Regions from separate parts of the Homo sapiens genome. Here region 1 is linked to region 2. Evidence: read pairs that join two places in POLR2A ChIA-PET (ENCODE). Cell type or tissue: IMR-90. All regions are shown on one strand. Links, peaks and the distances in the headings refer to the core of each region. The heading gives the core; the rest is flanking DNA.

The links. Peaks named below come from ENCODE experiments on the same cell type or tissue, not always from the same donor. Only the 100,000 strongest peaks of a DNase experiment are listed, where the experiment ranks them.
Region 1: POLR2A ChIA-PET joins it to region 2 with 9 read pairs; 1 of 35 experiments calls an interaction of 5 or more read pairs at or near these places.

What each region holds. Positions count from the first base shown.
Region 1 is chr4:109,718,704-109,724,091 of GRCh38, forward strand. It overlaps PLA2G12A (phospholipase A2 group XIIA), which reads right to left. Exons shown (of 4, transcript NM_030821.5): 2 at 1-56. Among named protein-coding and RNA genes, the nearest start is that of PLA2G12A, 8.7 kb to the right of the region's middle. In IMR-90, for the core only: no CTCF peak of the experiment used is centred there; a DNase peak (open chromatin) is centred at 2,558.
Region 2 is chr4:108,846,677-108,852,064 of GRCh38, forward strand. It overlaps COL25A1 (collagen type XXV alpha 1 chain), which reads right to left. Exons shown (of 38, transcript NM_198721.4): 27 at 2,083-2,127. Among named protein-coding and RNA genes, the nearest start is that of ETNPPL, 86 kb to the left of the region's middle. In IMR-90, for the core only: no CTCF peak of the experiment used is centred there; a DNase peak (open chromatin) is centred at 3,185; H3K27ac peaks cover 1,027 bases.

The DNA of each region.
Region 1 (5,388 bases), core at 268-5,267, 870 kb after region 2:
GCCACATCCATTCGGTGGGGAGGGTTTATAACCATAACGTGGGAAAGGCTTAGATCCTATAAAATATAATGGTATCATAATTAATTTTCAAATATGATAAAAGTAAAATACATACTCAAAAAGGTCAATATGCTACATTAGCCTTAGAAATATGTAATATTTACTTGGATGCTAACATAAGTGCATATGTCTTTATTCTGATGAGCATTAAGAATGCTAATTAGACTTTTTATTTCTCCTGTGGTGAGGAATATATACAAATGTGCACATATATACATATACACATATATAGCAACTCATAAAATGTAATTATTTGTAAGCCTATGTCATACGAAACATACAAAAGCTTATCCTGGACTTCTGGAGATTTCAGAGGTCACTTGCCAGATAGGGTTCATATGTATGAAAGATAAATCCACCCTGTTTTCCTGTACATTCTAACACTTTGTTTTTTAGGGCTAAGACAGTATCTTCCCAACTCCCACAAATGCTTCATTGCATACAAACCTCAATAACCATTAACCAACCAGTTTACTTGGGCAAAGCCTAAGGCTAAGGAAGACAAGGTCATCTGATGATCATTCAATAACCTTAGTACTACAAGACATTACAAGACCACGCATTCTGCCTGCTGCCCTCCCACCGAGTCAACCATTCCACAAATATACTTCTTTGCCATCTAAGGAAAAGGTTAGGAGGGATACTTGATGAACTACGGTACTCCAGAAGTACTGTAGTTCTAATGAAGTACTTCTAAAGAACAGAAGACTTGGAAGGCTAATGTTCCCCAGTAGCATCAAGGGTTCAGTAACAAGGAAAAAGATGACATTATCATAGCAATCTTAAATTTTGGAGGGTACTTCAGAAACACCTCACCTCATTTAATACAGGTTTACCTCAGAGATATTGCAGGTTCAGTCCCAGATCATCACAATAAAGCCAATATAACAATGAAGTGAGTCACATAAATTTTTTTGGTTTTCCAGTGCATATAAAAGTTTTGTTTACACTATGCTGTAGTCTATTAAGTGCTCAATAACACTGTCTAAAAAAGCCAATGTACAGATCTTAATTTAAAAATACTTTATTGCTAAAAAATGCTGACACAGATACTAAGTGAGCACATGCTGTGGGAAATATGGCACCGATAGACTTGCTCAATGCAGGGTCGCCGCTAACCTTCGATTTGTTAAAAAGCAAACAAGCAAAAAAAAACCCCACAATTATTTGTGAAGTGCATTAAAGCAAAACACATTAAAATGAAGTATGCTTGTATAGAAATCACTTCAACCTACCAGTCACCTACTGGCTCTTTGAATGTTTCCCACAACCCTCCTACATCAAGAAATAACCTATTCTACTGTGAAATGACATCAATTGTTAAGACATTCTTCTGCTTTCTTTTAAGTTCTACCTATAAACAATCCTCTGCCCCTTGGGGAAACAGAAAAATAAGCCAACTCCCTATTTTACACAATAATCCTTTCAAATATTTTGGGCTACAATTTATCTTGCCTTCTAAAATGAGATATTCCCAGGTATTTTACCCTAAGACATGGCAGTTTCCAAATACAACCCCACAGTTGGATACATAGGAGTGACACAAAGTATTCCGCCAATTTTCATTTAACATTTATTGGTAGATTTTATAAAGACAAGGTTACCCTCCAAAAATAAATTGAGGGTAAAAAAGCAGCTCTTTCAGTAATCAACCATCAAAATAAGGAACCCCTCAAGGTAATAACTGAAAAATGGTTTTGGCTGGGCGTGGTGGCTCACGCCTATAATCCCAGCACTTTGGGAGGTTGAGGTGCCTGAGCCCAGGTTTTTGAGACCAGCCTGGGCAACATGATGAGACTCTGTCTGTATTCAAAAAAAAAAAAAAAAAAAAAAAAAAAAAAATATATATATATATATATATATATATATATATATATATATGAATTTTAAAAAAATAAAAAAAGAAAGAGAAAAAAATAAACGGTTTCAGTGACTTGCTCAGAAGTTCCATGCTCAACTAAGGTCACCATACATAGCCTCAAGAGAGTAGTATAACCTCACGAAGATATAAAGCTATAGCCTGGGCTGGGAGCGGTGGCTCACACCTGTAATCCCAGCACTTTGGGAGGCTGAGGCAGGTGTATCACCTGAGGTCGAGAGTTCAACACCAGCCTGACCAACATGGCGAAACCCCATCTCTACTAAATATACAAAATTAGCTGGGCAATGTGGTGGCACATGCCTGTAATCCCAGCTACTTGGGAGGCTGAGGCAGGAGAATCGCTTGAACCTAGGAGGCGGAGGTTGTGGTGAGCCGAGATCGTGCCATTGCACTCCAGCCTGGGCAACAAGAGCGAAACTCTGTCTCAAAAAACAGTAACAACAAAAACAAAACCTACAGCCTGCTCTAAAGGAAAAATGTATACAAAAAGGAATGGTTAAGATGAGTCTAGAAAAGGGAAGGCCAATGATAGCACTTCGTCTTGTTTCTCCAGCCCTGTCCATAAGGAAGGGTTGTTTCTGGACCCTTGGAAGATGAGGGTAGATGACTCAGGCTATCACAGATGAGTCACCATGATCCTTCAACTCTCATCGCCTACTTTTAGTCCTTCATTCTTTTTTTTTTTTTTTTTGAGATGGAGTCTCGCTTTGCCTCCCAGCAAGCTGGAGTGCAATGGCGCGATCTTGGCTCATCGCAACCTCTGCCTCCTGGGTTCAAGTGAGTCTCCTGCCTCAGCTTCCCCAGTAGCTGGAATTACAGGAGTGTGCCACCAGGCCTGGCTAATTTTTGTATTTTTAGTAGAGACGGGGCTTCACCAGGTTGGCCAGGCTCGTCTCAAACTCCTGACCTCGTGATCCACCCGCCTCGGCCTCCCAAAGTGTTGGGATTACAGGCATGAGCCACCATGCCCGGCCCAGTCCTTCATTCCTAAGAAAACAGTTTATGACTTGGCTTCCTACTTACAAGGGCCTACAGAGGAAGGTCCAGTGGGCATCTCAAACTTAAGCTGTCCCTCCTGACATTCACCTCAAATTTGCTCCATTCACAGTTTGCTGTTTTCAGTTAACAGTAATTCTGTCCTTCCAGATGCTCAGAGCAAAAATGTCAGACATTTTTGCTTATGTTCTTACGTTCTTATACCCCACATTCAATCCAACAGTATATCCTGTTGACTCTACCTTCAAAATATTCAGAATCTAATCACTTCTTACCACCTCCACTACTACCAATCCTGCTCCAAGCCACAATGGATTATTGCTATAAACTCCTAACTATTTGCCCTACTTTGGTTCCCCTGCTCCACACCAACCCCCATAATCCAGTCTCAACACCGAGCACAAATGATCGTATTAAAATATGTTAGATCAAGTCTTTTTCTGCTCAGAGACGCTTTAATGGCTTCTCATCTTATTCAGAACAAAAGCCAAAGTCTATAAAGCCTATGAAACCCTGTATAACCTGGTCTTCCCATGATTTCTCTGACCTCATCCTCTTCCTAGTCTCTCTTCCTTTCTTCCTCAACCTATTCCTCTTTGCTGTTCCACAGACACTGCAGGTCTGCTCCTGTCCCAGGGCCTTTGAACCTGCTCTTCCTGTATGTGGATGCTCTTTCTCCTGACACTAGTTTCTCCTTTACTGCTATGGTTTGAATGTTTGCATCACCCCAAAATTCATGTTGAAACCTAATCACCAATGTGATGGTATTAGAAGGTGGGACTATTGGAGGTGATTAGGTCATGTGGACAGATCTCTCATGAATGGAATTTGTGCCCTATAAAAGTGGCCCTAAAGAGCTGCCCTGCCCCATCCATCACCATGTGAGGACACAGCTAGAAGGTGCCATCTATGAACAAGGAAGTGGACTCTTACCAGACATTGAATCTGCCAAATGCTAGATCTTGGACTTCACAGCCTCCAGAACTGAGGAATAAATTTCCATTGTTTATAAGCCACCCAGTTTAAGGCATTTTGTTACAGCAGCCTGAACAGACTAAGACATTCACCTTCTCAGCAAGTCTTCCCTGACCATACTATTTGTAGCACATATGACCTTCTAACATACTATATCACTAATCTACCTATTTTATTATGTCTCCCCATCCGAAAATGTAAACTCCTCGAAAGCAGACATTTTTGTGTTTTGGATTCCCAATGCCTAGAACAGTGCCTGGAATAACTTTGTGATGAATTTTTACAATAAGTATGTGATGAATTAATGAACAGAAGACTTGGAAGGCTTGGAATATTCATTATAAATGGAGATTATCCGTTAAGAAACCCTGCTGTTTGCCCTAGAGTCTCTTTTGGGCTTGGTGAGCATTCATCAGCCAGCCTCCAAAGACTGATGACTTCTAGCTTGTCACATCTCTTTAAAATACAGCACCTCAGACTGAACACTGTAGGGTAAGATGGGCTTTTTAACCTTTTGTGCTGGATAAAGTACTTGTATTAAAACAGCCTAACACAGTATGTTTCAGCTGTGCCTGACTGCTAACATAGACAGTAGTAAAAAAAAAAAAATCATCAGTTCTTTCTAAAATGGACTTTTTAATACTTACTGCTAGAGGCTTAGCACTTCTGCAATTTAATTTTGAGTCTAAATATAAGATTGTATATAAGATTCAATCTTGTTAGTTTCAGTTCACCATTCTCGACTGCTGAGCAGTTTTTAAATCTAGAGTTATTCACCCAGTGTTGCCTGTTGCTCCCAGATATTCACAAACTTAAGATGCAGATATTAATCAGGACAGAGGTCCACTACAGATGAGTCCTCTCTCCAAGCAGCCGTGAAGTCATCAAATAGTAACCAGTTTTTCTCACAGGAGTATCATGAGAAACTATACATTTATCTATAGTTTTCTTTGCCCTAACACACTATAAATCTCTTCACAGAAAAGGAGGCTGGATCAGCATTTAATTCTTGGGAAGCCCATTCTAGTTCCTCAAGCTTCATCATGAAACTCTCTTTCGTCAGGGGTTTTGACAATCAACTGTTCAAAATGTTTAGAAACATATCTAGAGATACACACTAAGAAATAGGTCAAGTTGTTAATCTGAAAAAAGTACAATAAATACACCAGAGAATGTTCAAAAAGTCTGGAAACAGGAATAATAGTGTATTTACAATATATATTGTTCAGGTTAACAACTGGACTGTTTTAAATTTAGAAGTATATCATCTAAAAAAGTGTCTAGTGGTTAATGAAAAACATATTGAGTGTGTCATTTGAAAATAAAACATAATGTTTATCCTATGTTTCCAACTTTTTAGACACCTTGTACATTCTCCCTCCCTCCCATCTGCCAGTCTAGAGATTTCTGGCACCTCACCCTGTTCCATGAGAAGCAAAGATTACCACCCTCAGACAACCGATATGGGCCTATGG
Region 2 (5,388 bases), core at 298-5,297:
TCACAATGAGTTTTCAATGGTCCAGTCTACAGACTGATAAATCACTGGATCATTTACCACACACTAACGCTCAATCAATGCTTAAAAGTATGACAACCTCTTCACAGTGTTCTTATTTTGTTCTCATGATGTCTCTATGAGATGAGTCAGAATGGTATTTTTATTCTCCTTTACAGTGAGGAAATAGATAAATATGCATTTTGAATGTTAACAAATCTGAATTTTGTAATTTTTTTTTTTTTTTTTTGAGTTGGAGTCTCACTCTGTCACCCAGGCTGGACCGCAATGGTGCGATCTTGGCTCACTGCAACCTCCGGCTCCTGGGTTCAAGCCATTCTCCTGCTTCAGCCTCCCAAGTAGCTGGGGCTACAAGCATGCGCCACCATGCCCAGGTAATTTTTGTATTTTTAGTAGAGACGAGGTTTCACCATGTTGGCCCGGCTGGTCTCAAACTCCTGACCTCAGGTGATCTGCTCACCTTGGCCTCCCAAAGTGCTGGGATTACAGGCGTGAGCCACCATGCCTGGCCTGAATTTTATAATATTAATATTGACATTAATTTATATTTTTAAGCATTTTCATCCTAGGAAACTCACTTCAATATACTAATGGCTCATTCTTCAGTAGAGATGATCATAGTTATTATGGTAAGGGGCTTCTAGGCTGCACAAACCTGTTTATCTTTTTTTTATTAAAACCGATGGAGAAAAATTATTTATGGAAAGGAACTTTTCTTGTTAACTGTTCCTATTTAATAGCATTCAGAATTACCCAATGGGTAAGTAGGTGCCTGAATGAATAGATGGATCTTACTGATTAATAAGACCTGGATTATTTTTAGGGATCTAGTGATGGCAGCAGGACGGCAACCCAATGTACTTAGTGATAGAAGAAGACCTTGCAAAGCCTACAGAAGAAAAAAAAAAGCTAGCTACTATATCTGTAGGAGCCATAATGTATATCATTATGCATGTCAAATTAATTGCTTATAATGACCAATGGTCAGAGAAGTAACATAGACAGACTTTAAAATTCTAAGTGATCTATGATATAGCAAATCATCTAAGGTATCTATGTTTCTGTTTACCACATGTTCATTTAATATGGCATTATTATTATTTCAGCATATAACTCTGATAGTAAAAATAATCCTAAACCTAATTTTCCTATCTAATACTTTCTTCTGAGGAGTATATGTGCACTAACTGTATTAAGAATCCTTTTGATTTCTTATGATTTTCCTGATTTTAGCCATTTCTTGGGTAAATAATGGAAATCAAGAAAACACTAAAGATCTTGAAATTAACCCTTTTGATTCCATTCCAAATTCTGAATACTGTCCACGTTCTCCAACTCAGATTCTTTTAGAGCAGGGGTCGCCAAACCATGGCTCACAGGCCAAATTCATCCCAGGGATTGTTTTTGTACAGAGTGAATTTAAAAAAAAATTGTTGAGGTGTTAACCAAAAATAAATAAATAAAAAGGAAACTTCAACACAGATTGTATGTGGCCTGTAAAGCCTAAAGCATTTACTATCTGGACCTTTATTAACAAAGCTTGCCGACTTCTGTTTTAGAGGGAACCCTCAGAGATACACTACCATACTCTGTCAAGCTACAAGTTCCCTGCTTGTTTCTGTATTTTCTAAGGATCTAGGGATTAGGTGTCATCTTTATTTGGGAAAAGAAAACATTGTCTAAAAAAGGCATATAGGCAAGATTTAGTTTTGTGGAAACTATGGTCACTGATTTTAATCTTGACATATTTGTATTCACTGACAAAAATTAGGCTAGTTTTACTAACTTGGTAATGATTTTACAAGTCTATTAAAAATTTGCAGGGGAGTCACTGGTAGGTTGATATAAAGTATTAAGAACAAAACTGAAGTATCATATGGCTTAGATGTTTTTGCGAAGAAAACTAATGTCTGCTTTTTAGAGTCAATGAAGTCTCTAGAACAAATGGTTAAAAGAAAGAGGGTATCAAATATCAATGCTCATGACATTTTGGCTTCAAACCTACAATAAAAGTAGTAATCAAGAATGATGCTTTAAATAATAGTATACATCTTTGAAAATTACCTGCTCTCCATCCATTCCTGGGATTCCTGGAGATCCCTGCTCTCCCTATTAAGATAAAAATAGATGACTTGCCTCCATTCTCATTGGTAACATACTGCACTACATAAAAAAACGATGCTAGTTTGTTAACACCACAATTTGACTTTCAGCAAATGCATCATAACCCGAGAATATTCTATTATAGCACATATCTAAACTAAGGGAAGTAATAATCTTTCTTCAAGATTATGTATAGTATTTATATGTAGCTAAGATCCAATGCTTTTAGTGTTTTTATTTTTTCTCCATGTGAGATGCAGGCTAAAAAAGAGTGGTCAAGGAAAACTGATAGACACAATTTGATAGCTGACCATATCCTATAGCAACAACCTATCTGCCTCAGTTAGTTAATTTTTTTCTCCATACAACCTCTGTATGATTTCTCTCACTTTCCAATTTCAGTAAAAAGGAAAACATAACAGTTAACCTAAAAAAGTAAAATGCAAAGCCCCATGAATTTTCAACAATATTTTAATTGGCACAGTTCAAACAGTTAGTTACAAATTCATGATTGTGAGTGTGCAATTTCCAGAAAAGCCTCACTGAAGGATATCATAAATCAGATATCTTAATGCATATGAAATAACTTTTAGATCAATTCAATTTCTTATACTGTGCTATGAATGAACTAAAATTTACTATTCATGTTATGATTTATAAGGATTTTTGACAAACTCAAAATATAGAGATTTTTGTTTGCTTTTTTAAACTGAAGATGTTCATTAAAAGCAAATTTATACAATACGCCAGAAAGTTAATCGAACAGCAAATGTTTAGTCACTTCTCAGTTTTGAAAGGTGACTAAATAAATTCCTTGAAAAGTAAGCATTATTTTGTATCAATGAGTCATTTATGTGGATCCCATTACAAATATCCCTGAATCCCACACTGTGGAAACTTTGTAAAAACAGCTCTTCTGAGTGTGAGAGGCCTGCCTCACAGACAGATTTCCAACGGAGCTGACCTGAGGCTGTATTTTCTAGAAAGGCCTGTTTGGTGATACTATAAACCACAATATTGAAATGGTTAGAGCTCCTTTCCCTGGTAAAAACTTTAAGAGCTATGAGGTACAGCATGAAATTTGAGCTTTCCAGTGTTTAAGGAAGGCATGATCTTGTGGTTATAAACAAATGAAGCAAGAAAAGCGGCGGGGGAAGGGCCTTTTCTTATTTCAGGTTTCCTGCTCTTTGTGGTAGCAGCAAATTTTATTTTGCCACAAACAAGTCTGCTGAGGTTGGATGCACCTGGCTAAGCCCTAGTTTCATTCAGAGTCTGAATACTTGTCAGCACTGTGGGTCCAATAATGATGGCTTTGCTAGGCTTTTCCCTTTAAAATATGATTCACAAGTGTTTAAAAGGAAAACATAATTCATGAGTTATTCATTTATCCTTCACCCCTCAAATGGGGTTTGTAAGAGTTATTTGATGTGTAGGGAATCAAACAATTCTTGTGTGATAAATGAAGGAGAAATGCTAATTGAGTAAGTTCCCATTCAGTCTGAATTCCAAGATCAGAAGGGGTTCTGTACTTGACTCAGGCTACATTTTGCTGTCTCTTGGTCATAGCTACATTCCACCCCAATTATCCCAACCTTCTCAAGGACAGACCATGAAAAACATAAAGGACTACATCAGCTAACACAAGATCTCAATTATAAGACCATTGTGGGGTGGGTGGGGTAGGGATGATAGCATACTGGGAAGGATGGCAAGGGTAGGAGGTAAGCGAGAATGACTCAACCCTCCTCCATATTGCTTGTCTAGATATTCATCTGGGCAACTTCTTCCTGTCTTTCAGTTTCAACTCAAAGCCACCCTTGGCTCTTAAGACTTAGAGGGACCTTCTATGCACTTACTCTATTAATAATTGTACCTTTACTTGCCTATCTCCCTCCCTAGGCCATAAGCCCTTTATTGGAATTTCTTTCTAGTATCCTTACTAGATATTAGTCCTTACCATAGAGTAGAGGCTCAAAAATTACTTACTGAATAACTGAATTAATACACGAATAGCAATTGGATTATAAAACCAGGGGAATATAGGTTTTAGTGATACAGATTTTTTACCTAGGAGGTCCTTTTTGCCTCTTTGGGTCAAAGAATGGGTGCCTTTGGGGCTTCTCTAGGCCTTTGGACTGTAGAGAAGAGAAAAGTCCTGGAAACTTTTGAGGTTTGTGGGAAATGAGATATGTATTTAGCTTTGGGGACAATTTTGGTTCTGGAGTCTTAGTCAAGCGAGGAGGTGAAATAATGAACTTAGACACTTGGTTGGTTCTACACAAAGGAAAAAAAGAAATTGCAGATTTCCTTCTAGGATATCTAGTCCAGCTCACCAAGATATTATTGAATGGGGATCCAGGCAGTGTTGCTCACCAAGAATAAAGATTATATATAGTTTTTTTGTGTTATGTCTCTTAGGGACCAGAATGTGCTGGAGAAATAGAAAGTTAAAAATCCCACACCTTATATTAATGTTATACAAGAAATCTATTTGAAATTAGGATCTATGTTCTAAATATATAGGCAAGGAGCTCAGTAATATTGTAATTTATATTCCTTTATATGATAGAAAAATAAAGTTTCTATATACTAGATTTCTGTTTTTAAGTATCTTGAGAGAGTATGAAAGCTGATACGTGTGAGTGTGTGTTATGACAGACTTAGCAAATAAACTGCCTTAAGAAGCATTAACAAAAGATGAATTCTGAAATAACTTGAATCTCCTACAAGAATCCAATGACGAAAGTCATATTTCAACACATGTAGCTCAGTTCTGAAAAGCCAGAATCACTGGCCATGTGTTAATTGATCAAACATGGTTGAATGACTAAGCTTCAGTTTGGAGGGATAAAGCCATCAACAAAGTTTAGATATAAAGCAATTCTAGCCTTCTACTATTTTTAGTTGGTATGTTTCATTAGATAAGATTTAAATGGCAAAATGTCTGAAAGTATATAATAAAGAATGCATTATGAAAAATGATTCCTAAAATTTTGATTTGTGAATGCACCATACTAAAACTTTTCTTACTCTTTTTACTATAAAAGCATTAGAAGCAAGGATCTTTCTTGGTGTCAAGTTAAATTTTCTCTAATCCTCCTTTAATCAAACATTTTCTTTTGTTTTCATACACCACATTTAGTGTTTTTTACATTTATAATTTCTGTGGAACTTGTTTTTCCCTTGTTTAATATCTTTTTTCAATGTCTTCCCTAAATTAAATTTCTCTCTCTTCTTTTCCTATTTTCCCTTCTTCTTTTCTAATTT